Regions from separate parts of the Homo sapiens genome. Here regions 2, 3 and 4 are each linked to region 1. The links are chromatin contacts, found by Hi-C or POLR2A ChIA-PET in ENCODE. All regions are on one chromosome and are shown on one strand. The core of a region is the stretch at or near the end of the contact, and the rest is flanking DNA. Distances in the headings are between cores, read along the strand shown. Region 1 has its middle 20 kb from the start of CARD10. Region 2 overlaps MICALL1 (MICAL like 1). Region 3 holds the start of C22orf23 (chromosome 22 open reading frame 23). Region 4 has its middle 4.3 kb from the start of IL2RB-AS1.

Region 1 (2,700 bases), core at 30-2,529:
CCACCGCTACCACATCTGGCTAATTTTTGTATTTTTAGTAAGGGTTTCGCCGCATGGCCAGGCTGGTCTCAAACTCCTGACCTCAGGTGATCCGCCTGCCTCAGCCTCCCAAAGTGCTGGGATTACAGGCATGAGCCACGGTGCCAGGCCTTTTTTGTTTGTTTGTTTTAAATAGAGACAGGGTCTCACTATGTTGCCCAGGCTGGTCTCGAAGCCCTGGCCTCAAGTGAACCTCCTGCCTTGGCTTCCCCAAAGTACTGGGATTACAGGCGTGAGCCACTGCGCCCAGCCAGCTGTTGTCTTTTAGAGGGGAACTGGAGGCCTACATAAAGTTGGTTTCGTTTTCTTTTGTTTTTTGAGACAGAGTCTCACTCCATCGCCCAGGCTGAAGTGCAGTGGCACAATCTTGGCTCACTGCAACCTCCACCTCCCCGGTTCAAGCAATTCTCCTGCCTCAGCCTCCCGAGTAGCTGGGATTACAGGCATGCACCACCACAGCCGGCTAATTTTTGTATTTTTAGTAGAGACAGGGTTTCACCATATTGGCCAGGCTGGTCTCAAACTCCTGACCTCAAGTGATCCGCCCACCGTGGCTTCCCAAAGGGCTGGGATTACAGGCGTGAGCCACTGCACTCAGCCCTACGTAAAGTTTTAACCCAGTTAAGTATATTTTTTAAATCACTAAATAGTTCACACATATGCAAATGTTTAGAGAAAAACAATGAACACCAAAATATTCAAAAAGACTAATGTTTGGAAAGTACTCAGAATTGTATTCCCCAAAAATTCATTCCCCCAAGACCCACAGGCCTCAGGGGTCTGCAGGTCTCTCTCAGGGCCAGAGACGGGGAAGGGGCCACCTGGCAAGGGCGGTCCTTGGCACCTTCCCCCCTTTACAGAAGAGGTGTAGAGATGAGGGTCTCACTATGTTGCCCAAGCTGGTCTCGAACTACTGGGCTCAAGCAATCCTCCTGCGTCAGCTTCCCAATAGCAGGACACCCTGAGAAGTCTGAAGGCTCACGCCCAGACCCACGCACAGGTCTAGTTTTGGTCCACAGCATGGCGTGGGTGTGGCTTTGGAGTTGGCGGCAGCTGAAGGCTGGGTGACGTTAGCAAGGTCTCAGCCTCAGTCTCCTTATCTGAAAAACTGGATAGTAATTCCCTCTTTATACTGCGGCCATGAAGAAGAGGGCTGATGTGGGTGGAGTGACTGGTGGGGCAGGCGCTCTGTAAGTGGCTGTCAGCAGGGCAGGGGCTGGGCTCAAGCCTGTGACCACACTGCTCCAAGCTGGACACACGGTGGCGCCCTCGTCCCACAGGTGCAGCACCAGTTCTAGCCTCTGGTGGCATCGGTTACTGGAGGGAGGGAGGGAAGAAGAGAGGAACGGAGTTATATTTGCAAACACACTGCCCACTCTGGGCCCTAGGGGTGGAAAAGTGAATGAGGACCACACAGTTCCTACTCAAGGAGGCTGGATTGGAGGGGCTGGGAGCCCCAAGGAGGAGAGGAACGTGGGAGAGGGCACTGCCTGGGGATTTTGCAGTGGGTTGACTGGTGGCCCCCCTGCAAAAGACACGTCCACCTGGGACCAGGGAATACAGTCTTATTTGAAAAAAGAGTCTTTGCGAATGTAATGAAGATAAGAATCTCGGCCGGGCGCGGTGGCTCACTCCTGTAATCCCAGCACTTTGGGAGGCTGAGGCTGGCGGATCACCTGAGGTCAGGAGCTCAAGACAAGCTTGACCAACACAGCGAAACCCCCTCTCTACTAAAAATATAAATAAAAAATTAGCCAGGCGTAGTGGCGGATGCCTGTAATTCCAGCTACTTGGGAGGCTGAGGCAGGAGAATCGCTTGAACCCGGGAGGAGAGGGTTGCAGTGAGACCAGATTGCACCATTGCACGCCAGCCTGGGTGACAAGAACGAAACTCCATCTTAAAAAAAAAAAAAAGTAAGGATCTCAAGATGAGATCGTCCTGGATTATCCGTGGGGGGCCAAATCCACTGACAAGTGTCCTTACAAGAAGAGAAGATGCTGACACAGAGGGAGCTACACGGAAATGTCGGCAGAGGCAGGAGCGAGGCTGCCATAAGGCAAGGACACCTGGAGCCACCAGAAGCGGGAAGAGGCAAGGAAGGATTCTCCCCTAGCACCTTCAGAGGGAGCGGGGCCCCTCCAACACCTTGATTTCAGACTTCTGGATTCCAGAACTAATCATTTTTGTTTGTTTGTTTTTCAGTGACAGGGTCTTGCTCTATTGCCCAGGCTGGAGTGCAGTGGTGTGATCATAGCTCACTGCAGCCTTGACCTCCTGGGCTCAAGCGATTCTCCCACCTCAGCCTCCCAAGTGGCTGGGACTCCCAGCTCACACCACCATGTCCAGCTAATTTTTTAAAGTTTTTTGTAGAGATGAGGGTCTCACTATGTTGCCCAAGCTGGTCTCGAACTACTGGGCTCAAGCGATCCTCCTGCGTTGGCTTCCCAAAGTGCTGGGATCACAGGCGAGAGCCCTGCACCTGGCGTGGAGAGAATAAATTTTTATTGTTTTAAGCCACCAAGATTGTGGTCATTTGTTACAGCTGCCACAGGAAACTAATAGAGATGTTTAAATTTTCTTCCTGCCACTCGGTTCACTGACTCCCACTCCTAATAGCCTACAGGATTGTGCCCAAGGCCCCAAACTCCTGGCCCCCTACT
Region 2 (2,731 bases), core at 178-2,677, 400 kb after region 1:
TGGAGCACCGTGGGGTGCTGCTGGAGGAGAAGCTGCGTGGCGGCCTGAATGGTGCGGGAGCGGCTGGGAGGGCCTGCTGGGTGGGGCTGGGGGCAGGAGCCTCTATTCCCCGGGGAACTGAGCCAGGCATGGCAGCCAGCCCTGGCCTCAGTGGGTATCTGGCTTCCAGAGGGCCGTGAGGATGACATGCTGGTGGACTGGTTCAAGCTCATCCACGAGAAGCACCTACTGGTGCGGCGAGAGTCCGAGCTCATCTATGTGTGAGTCCCCCCGCCTGGGGCATCCCTCCCTGGAATCCGTAGAGCTTAGAATGGAGAACCCTTACCCTCTTCCCTCATCAGTAACAGCGCAGGGCAGGGCAGCCGGGGCTCGGGCAGAATTGTTAAGAGTCACCTTATTCCCACCCCTAGCTTCAAGCAGCAGAACCTGGAGCAGCGCCAGGCTGATGTCGAGTATGAGCTCCGGTGCCTCCTCAATAAGCCAGGTGAGTGCAGCCACTGGCACTCCCCTGGCACCTGCCCTGGGGCCTGGTGACACGGAGGAGTGGGGGAGCGGGCAGACAAAACCCCAGTAGGATGCACAGGCAGACTGGGGACAGGGCCAGAGGAGGAGGTGCGGGGCAGGGCTGTCTGGGTCACCCCCAAGGATGGGAGAGACTGTAACAGGCAGTAAGCTGGCTGGGGCTGTGGTAGGAGAAGGAACCGCACAGACAGTGTAGGGTGTGGACGTCCGAGGGACCAGGGATGACAGGCTCTCAGTGAATGAAGATCAGGCCCAGGACCAGCCCAGCCTGTTTTGTGCGTGGGTCAGACTGTTCCTTCTTCTGCCACTAACTTGCTGTGTGACCTTGGGCAGGATTCTTAGCCTCACTGAGCCTCAGTGGCTTCAGGTGTAAGATGGGAATGAAGGTCCCCACGTCCTCGGGTGTTCTTGGGACCAGGAGACAGTGGACGTGGACTCTGTACCCTCTGAAGGGCTGATGGCTGATGGTTACCATGTGGCCGAGTTGGGGTTTGGTGAGGAGGGCTCCTCACACGCCCTGTGACCGTGGAATGCAGTGAACCGCAGCTGCAGGCAGAGACCCCAGGACTATGGAGATTCCAGAGTTGGGAGCCAAAGCTTTTGACCACTTTCTTATGGCTCAGGCATGGTGCCAGCCCTGGGCAAGGGCCATCTTGACAGATGGGAAGTGGAGGGCCAGAGAGGTCAAGGGACTTGGCTGTTGGTGACGGGGCTGGGCTTCCATCCATGTCTCTGATCTGGGGCTGTCCCTGCACACACAGCCCCTCCAGACTGTGGGGATGGTGGCAGGGGAACTGTCTACTGACTGGGGAATTTGGGAGGCTGGAGTGTCCCAGGGGAAGCCACAGAATGTCCCAGGCTTCCACTGCCTTGTGTGAGTCACTCCCAACTCTGCAGGAGGCTGGGGCGTGGCCACCACTCAGAGCCACAGCGGCGCCCTGTGGCCAGAGCGGGCACGGCTCCTCTGCCTCCCTGGCTAGCCCGGCCCCAGGGCTTACTGTGGCTTTTCCAGCCCCCGTGTGGTGGCTGTGCGTCCCGGGCTTGTCAGCCTGTCCCGGATGTTGCTTTTGGAAGGTGAAGCTGGTGTATGAGGCTCCGAGTACAGTACACCATGAGGGCCATTGCTTGGGGGCATCAGGCTGCCAGGTTCAAATACCAGCTCCACCTTCACTGTGTGACACTGGTCAAAGATTTCATGTCCCTGAGTCTCAGTTTCCCCACGTGTAGACTGGGGACATAACTTACCCAGGCCCCAGATATGGAAAATGGCAAAGTGGGATTCAAACTTGGGTGGTGATTTGGAGGCCCTGCTCTGTCCCCAGAACCAGGTTGGGCCACCTGCTCCTCAATTTTGGCAAGGTGAGGCCATAGGGGAAAGGGGCAGTGGCTGAGGGGGCTTCAGGATATTTATTTATTTATTTTGGGGGGGGGTATTTATTTATTTATTATTATTATTTTTTTTTTGAGACAGAGTCTCACTCTGTCGCCCAGGCTGGAGTGCAGTGGCGCGATCTCGGCTCACTGCAAGCTCTGCCTCCCGGGTTCACGCCATTTTCCTGCCTGAGCCTCCCAAGTAACTGGGACTACAGGCGCCTGCCACCACGCCCGGCTAATTTTTTGTGTTTTTAGTAGAGACCAGGTTTCACCATGTTAGCCAGGATGGTCTCGATCTCCTGACCTTGTGATCCACCCACCTTAGCCTCCCAAAGTGCTGGGATTACAGGCATGAGCCACTGCGCCTGGCTCTATTTATTTATTTATTTTATTTTATTTATTTATTTATTTTTATTTTATTTTTTGAGATGGAGTCTCACTCTGTTGCCCAGGCTGGAGGGCAGTGGCACAATCTCGGCTCACTGCAAGCTCCGCCTCCCCAGGTTGACACCATTCTCCTGCCTCAGCCTCCCTAGTAGCTGGGACTACAGGCACCTGCCACCCCGCCCGGCTAATTGTTTGTATTTTTAGTAGAGACGGGGTTTCACCATGTTAGCCAGGATGGTCTCGATCTCCTGACCTCGTGATCCACCCGCCTCCGCCTCCCAAAGTGCTAGGATTACAGGCGTGAGCCACCGCGCCAAGCCCTGGCCCTATTTGTTATTATTATTATTTTATTTTATTTTATTTTTTTGAGTCAGAGTCTCGCTCTGTCGCCTAGGCTGGAGTGCAGTGGCACGATCTTGGCTTACTGCACGCTCCGCCTCCTGGGTTT
Region 3 (2,700 bases), core at 179-2,678, 410 kb after region 1:
TGTTGTTGTTGGAAAAAAACAAAAAAGTTGTTGAGTAAAAGAACACATGAATACTTGTTCATCATGTTTCAGGGGCTGGAGCTACAATTGTGGGCCGAAACAGGCACGGTTCCTGCCTGATGAAATTCATGATCTGGAGGGATAGATGGGACACCAAATAACTGACTACAGCTTGTGCTAAGCCCAGTGAAGGAAAATGTGTGAGGGCACATAACAGTTGATCCTACTGTGGTGGTGAGGAGCAGAAGTCTTCCTCGGGAAAGTTGAAAGTGTGATCTAAAGGATGCATAGGAGTTAACTACTCTAAAAATTTTAGTTCTTTGACTTTTGGCAAGGTGTAGCACCTTGAACCTTCCCCTCCCCCCCGCCCCGCCCCGCCCCCGAATAAGGCATATGCAGTAGAATTTTGAAGCTTTCTGAACCCCAGGCTCCTTATCTGTAAAGGAAAATAGTGCTAAGCCACAGGTCAGGTACGGGGGAACTGAGTTACAGAGGGTAACTACCACCATTCTTCTCTCATCCTTTAACTCAGGGGTCCCCAACCCTCCGTCCGTGGACTGGTACCAGTCCCTGGCCTGTTAGGAACCGGGCCGCACAGCAGGAGGTGAGCGGCAGGCTAGCGAGCCTCACCGCCTCCTTTCAGGTCAGTGACGGCCTTAGATTCTCATAGGAGCGCGAACCCTATTGTGAACTGCGCACGCGAGGGATCTAGGTTGCACGCTCCTTATGAGAATCTAACTAATACCTGATGATCTGAGGTGGAACAGTTTCATCCCGAAACCATTCCCCACACCTCCGTCAGTGGAAAAATTGTCTTCCACGAAACCGGTCCCTGGTGCCAAAAAGGCTGGGATCGCTGCTTTAACGGACTGACCTCTGAGCAGCTCGCAGGTCCCCGGGGTGTAAGTGATGGTCTTGGGGCGGCGCCGGAACCCAGTTCCTTTGGTCACTACCTCCATCTGCTTCTGTGAAGCCATGGGAGGACTCTGAGGAGGGAAAGACGCAATGACACACCCCCTGTCTCCTGTCCCTAATCTCTGTTCCCCGACGCCCAACACCCCCAGAAGTCTGGAAGCGGGGATCGAGCCAGAGAATGATGCCGCCAGTTAATATTGCGACAGTGCCCAAACCTCCCATCCAGACACACAGATACACACACACAGTCCTCATTCTGACCCAGCGCCTGTGGCAGGGAAGTCTCCTCGGGAGGGAGTGTTAACACAGCCATGGTCACAACAGTACCCACTGAGTGATATGCCAAAATTGAAATTTCACCCTAAGACCCTCTCTGGGTGCTCCCCTCTCCACATAGAAGTGGGCTCCCGGAGGCGGTGACCACTGCTTTACAGCCGCATCCGCACCGGTGCCACGCAGAAATACTGCGCGATCTGGGCTGCTGGAGCTGGCAGCTAGCGCCTCTCGCTACTATAGAAACGCGCACACACCAGTCAGCGCATGCGCACTTTCCCCGCTCTGTCCTGCCTCCCGGAAGTGATTTCCTCTGGGTTACGGCGCAGGCGCAAGATAAGCTAGGAGCCGCGCGAGTCGTAGTGTCGCTGTTTGCGGGTCTCCGCGCGGGACCGGGGCGCAGCGGGGTCGCTGAGGCGAGGGTGTCATGTCAGACAACGAGGACAAGTGAGTGCGGGAGCGGAGTGGCCTTTGCGGCAACCTTGGAAGGGGCGGATGAGGCAAGGCTTGGGTCGGCTGAGGAGCCTGGCGTCTAGGGGCAATGTCTGAGGGGACTGGGGTCCTGAGGGGGCCGGCGGAGCCGAGGAAGGGAAGGGCGGGCGACCCAGGAGCACAGCCCCGGCTGGAGGCACAGGAGGGCCCAGGCTCGAGGGTCCAGAGGGGATCCGTAGAAAAGGTGTCCTTCAGCAAATGTTCCAGCGAGCCGGGCTCTGTATCATGCAGTGGGAATATTGAGGTGAATGAACAATCGTCCCTGCCTCTCCACGTGCTCACTTTCTAGAAAAGGGGTCACAGGCCCATAAGTAAGCAAGCAAGCAGGTAACGGTGGTCGCGTGAGCTTCCCCAGTTCTAGACGTATGTAGTATAGGAGTACTCCAGAGGAGGGTCTGGGGCAGCTCCACCGGGTGGCATTAAATAAAAGTCTGGGACGGTCCTTTGCAGTAATTTTTTTTTTTTTTTGAAACAGAGTCTTGCTCTGTCGCCCAGGCTGGAGTGCAGTGGCGCGATCTCGGCTCACTGCAGCCTCCACCTCCGGGGTTCAAGGGATTCTCCTGCCTCAGCCTCCCGACTAGCTGGGATTATGGGCGTGCACCACCACGCCTTGCTAATTGCTTGTAGTTTTAGTAGAGACGGGTTTCACCATGTTGGCCAGACTGGCCTCGAACTCCTGAGCTTGTGATCCACCCGCCTCGGCCTCCCAAAGTGCTGGGATCACAGGCGTGAGCCACCGTGCCCGGCCTGCTTGTAGTAATCTAGATGAGAGAAGTCAGTAGCTTATAGTAGGGTGGTAGGAGTAGAGGTGGTGAGAACTGGTTTTGAATTCTGGATATATTACTATTTTAAAGATAGAGCCCAAAAATTACCTGTGGGATATGTGGGTGCAAAGAGAGCTAGTCTGAAGATAAAAATAAGAAACGTGTGGGATTGCTACCCCATTCCCAGTGAGTGTCAGTAGAGAAGAGGAGATGACCCGTGGCTGAGCATTAGGGCATTTGGACATTGAGTGCTTGG
Region 4 (2,700 bases), core at 201-2,700, 380 kb before region 1:
GCAAGACTCCATCTCAAAGAAACCAAAACAAAAAAACGTGAAAACCTCCCATTTAAAATACTCGCCATTAATTCTAACTTAAACATGCAACAAAACTCCACCACCACAGCCGGCCCATATGTGAGGAAGCGCCACTTTCAGAGGGAGGAGTGCAGCTGAGGGTGGCATTGACAAAGGGACCCTCTGCCAGCCCTGTTTCTTCTCAGGTGCTGTCCTGGATATTTAGTTTACATCTGGGTGCGCTGCATCTTTGCAAATCTTTCTTGTGTTGGAGTTATCTCCTTTTTTAGGAGTCTCCTACCCTAACCAGTAAGCTGAAACTGCTTTTCCAGCCTCCCTTGCAGCTGGGACATAGGCATGTGACCAGGCTGCCCAATCAGAAGCCTCCATTCCAGACCTCAGGCTGGGAAAGTGAGCATGTGACCAGGTTCCTTCAATCAGAAGCCTCAGCTCCAGACCTCAGGCGGGGAGAGCATGTGACCAGGTTCCCCCAATCAGAAGCCTCAGTTCCAGACCACAGGCTGGGAAAGTGAGCATGTGACCAGGCTCCCCCAATCAGAAGCCAGCTCCAGACTGCTGACTGGGAGGGCATGTGACCAGGTTCCCCCAGTCAGAAGCCTGGGTTCCAGACCACAGGCTGGGAATATGATCATGTGACCAGGCTCACCCAATCAGAAGCCTCAGCTCCAGACCTCAGTCCTGAAGTGTGTGCGTGTGATTAGGCTTCCCCAATCAGAAGCCTCAACTCCAAGACCTGGAGGCTGGCGAGGGTGGTGTCGGAACATCGTGTCCAGGATGCAGCAATTCTCCAAGCCTCTCCAAGCTTCTCCAAGCTTCTCCAAGCCTGATTTGCGGGTCCTGCCAGAGATTCCTGAGCTTCAGAATATCCTGAATGATTCCTTTTCTAATGACAGTAGCCAGTAGAGTTTTTGCAACTGAAGTTCCTGGCTGACACAGGTGCCTTAGCCAAGTACAGGGGCATGCATATATTTAGTACAGATCTCAGATTTGAAATAGTCTTTAATTACAGCAATGACTGACCACGTTGGGTGATGGCGATCGAGTGAGAGGGCAGCGAGGGGAAGAGTGCCCGCCCCCACGGTTTTCTGTCTGCGGGGCCTTGGAGTAGGACCAGTGTTGTACCACAGGCCCTGGTGCCAGTGTGAGCATTGGATGCTCAAGGACAGTACGGGAGGTCTTTGATAAAAACCTCCTCTGCCTAATGTACTGGTGGGGTAGGTGACCCAAACATGGGGGAGAGCTGACCCTGAGCTCACAGCCCACCGACTTGCTGGAAGGCTACCTAAATGCGCACTTGGAAGGCCTGGTGAGGCCCACGCACACACCAGTTGGCTGGCTGACCTTGAAGCTGTCTTGCTAACTGGTTTATACTTCGGGTGACTGGTGAATAAAGAGGCTGCCAGAGCTTTCAGAACCAGCAGGGGCCCCCATGTTTGGTGAGTGGCTGGTTTCACTTTCAAAGTGAGTTAGAGACAGTCCCACTGTGAAGCCTCTACCACACGGAGTCACAAACCCATTCTGGTTAGTCTGAATCAGGTCAGGCACAGGCTCTGTTTACCAAATCCCTGACCCCCACCCCACCCCTCTACCCCAGATCAGAGATCCTACCACATGCCAGGGGTACTGGGGAAGAGGCAGGGGATTGTGAGGGCCAAAGGCTACCTGTCTGATTGACCGCATCCTACCCCTGCCTGCCTAGTTCTATACACCTCCTCACACTCTGCCCAGCAGCCAAACCACCAACACCCACACCCCAGCACCAGACCATGAGATGAGAACACTCATTTCTTCCCTTCGGTTCCACTTCATTTCAGTCCCACCCCTGTCCCCAGGCCAGAGGCTTCTCCCCAGGGGCATGAGCACTGGACTGAGGGTTTGGAGACCTAAGTTTGAGCCCCAGCAGTGCCTCCAACTCACTAGGGTCGCTCCCTGCAGTCATCACTGCTCTGGAGCTACAGACCGCAGGAACAGGCTGTAGCTAACCTGAGCCAAACAGAACTAGTTAGAGGATCTGGAGTGGTTCTCAGGTTCTGGAGGGAGCTGAAGACCCAGACCTCAGGGACGGGCAGACTCCAGACCAGCCGCACCTGCAGCTGAGTGTGGTCCAGCTGCAGAGACCCCTTTGAGGCACCAACCTCCAGCTGTTTGCTGGCTTCATTCATTAGAATTCAAAGAGTCTCATTGGCTAAGATCACGTCAAATGCCCATCCTCCAGCTGGAAAGGGTGGGGTACTTTGATTGAGAGTTCAACCAAGACTTCACCAAATGCAGGAAGGTAGATACCCCAAAGAGAAATGGGGGGGCCGCTTCTAGAAGCAGGAGGCCTGATGCCTACTGAGCAAGCAGGAACCAAAGATGCCCCGCAAGGACTGGCTTGGGTTGGATGATCCCAGAAGCTCTTCCAGGAAAGTCATCCTCTGATTGGAGGAATCCAAACTGGGCACCTTGCCTCCCTCAAGGGAGGAGGGACTCTTCTCAGCCCTTGGGAGGGGCTCCTGGCATGAGGATGCCTTATACCCCCGCCCTGAGGCCCCCCATTCGGGGGAAAGCCAGGAAGGGTCGGGGCTGCTACCTGAGTGGAGCAGAGGGATGCTCGTCTCCACCACCCACATGGGCTTGAGCCTGTGACCTTGATTTCATGGGCCTCCGGGAACTCATGAGCAAACCTGAAAGCAGCAG

What was found. A loop is a pair of places that touch in the nucleus more often than their neighbours do. ChIA-PET counts read pairs that join two places held with the same protein, here RNA polymerase II (POLR2A). Pooled maps may share reads with other maps.
Region 2: a map of GM12878 shows a loop between it and region 1 (4-fold over the local background). The contact joins two enhancer-like sites. A Hi-C loop is called at or near these places in 1 of 168 maps with a recorded cell type or tissue (GM12878), 1 of 37 single-sample maps with no recorded cell type and 8 of 50 pooled maps.
Region 3: a pooled map shows a loop between it and region 1 (4-fold over the local background). The contact joins the promoter of C22orf23 here to the enhancer-like site in region 1. A Hi-C loop is called at or near these places in 1 of 168 maps with a recorded cell type or tissue (PC-9), 1 of 37 single-sample maps with no recorded cell type and 11 of 50 pooled maps. POLR2A ChIA-PET finds 5 or more read pairs at or near these places in 3 of 52 experiments (GM10248, HEK293T and naive thymus-derived CD4-positive, alpha-beta T cell).
Region 4: a loop to region 1 is called in a pooled map, with 3 times the contacts of the local background. The contact joins two enhancer-like sites. A Hi-C loop is called at or near these places in 2 of 50 pooled maps.

The regions. Positions count from the first base shown.
Region 1 is chr22:37,537,697-37,540,396 of GRCh38, forward strand. No RefSeq gene overlaps it. Among named protein-coding and RNA genes, the nearest start is that of CARD10, 20 kb to the left of the region's middle. RefSeq lists enhancers at 252-461, 568-1,069, 1,070-1,569 and a silencer at 1,188-1,377. Within about 2 kb of position 1,280, at least 3 of the 41 ENCODE cell types and tissues checked have a DNase peak (open chromatin) inside an H3K27ac peak, as active enhancers do.
Region 2 is chr22:37,932,629-37,935,359 of GRCh38, forward strand. It overlaps MICALL1 (MICAL like 1), which reads left to right. Exons shown (of 16, transcript NM_033386.4): 11 at 1-51; 12 at 170-260; 13 at 411-484. Among named protein-coding and RNA genes, the nearest start is that of C22orf23, 20 kb to the right of the region's middle. RefSeq lists enhancers at 404-1,206, 1,207-2,008. Within about 2 kb of position 1,428, at least 23 of the 41 ENCODE cell types and tissues checked have a DNase peak (open chromatin) inside an H3K27ac peak, as active enhancers do.
Region 3 is chr22:37,952,173-37,954,872 of GRCh38, forward strand. C22orf23 (chromosome 22 open reading frame 23) reads right to left here and starts at 1,429. Exons shown (of 7, transcript NM_032561.5): 1 at 1,276-1,429; 2 at 875-986. The coding sequence starts at 977. POLR2F (RNA polymerase II, I and III subunit F) reads left to right here and starts at 1,527. Exons shown (of 5, transcript NM_021974.5): 1 at 1,527-1,635. The coding sequence starts at 1,616. RefSeq lists a silencer at 1,693-1,762.
Region 4 is chr22:37,161,126-37,163,825 of GRCh38, forward strand. It overlaps a transcript of IL2RB not described here. Among named protein-coding and RNA genes, the nearest start is that of IL2RB-AS1, 4.3 kb to the right of the region's middle. Within about 2 kb of position 1,451, at least 7 of the 41 ENCODE cell types and tissues checked have a DNase peak (open chromatin) inside an H3K27ac peak, as active enhancers do.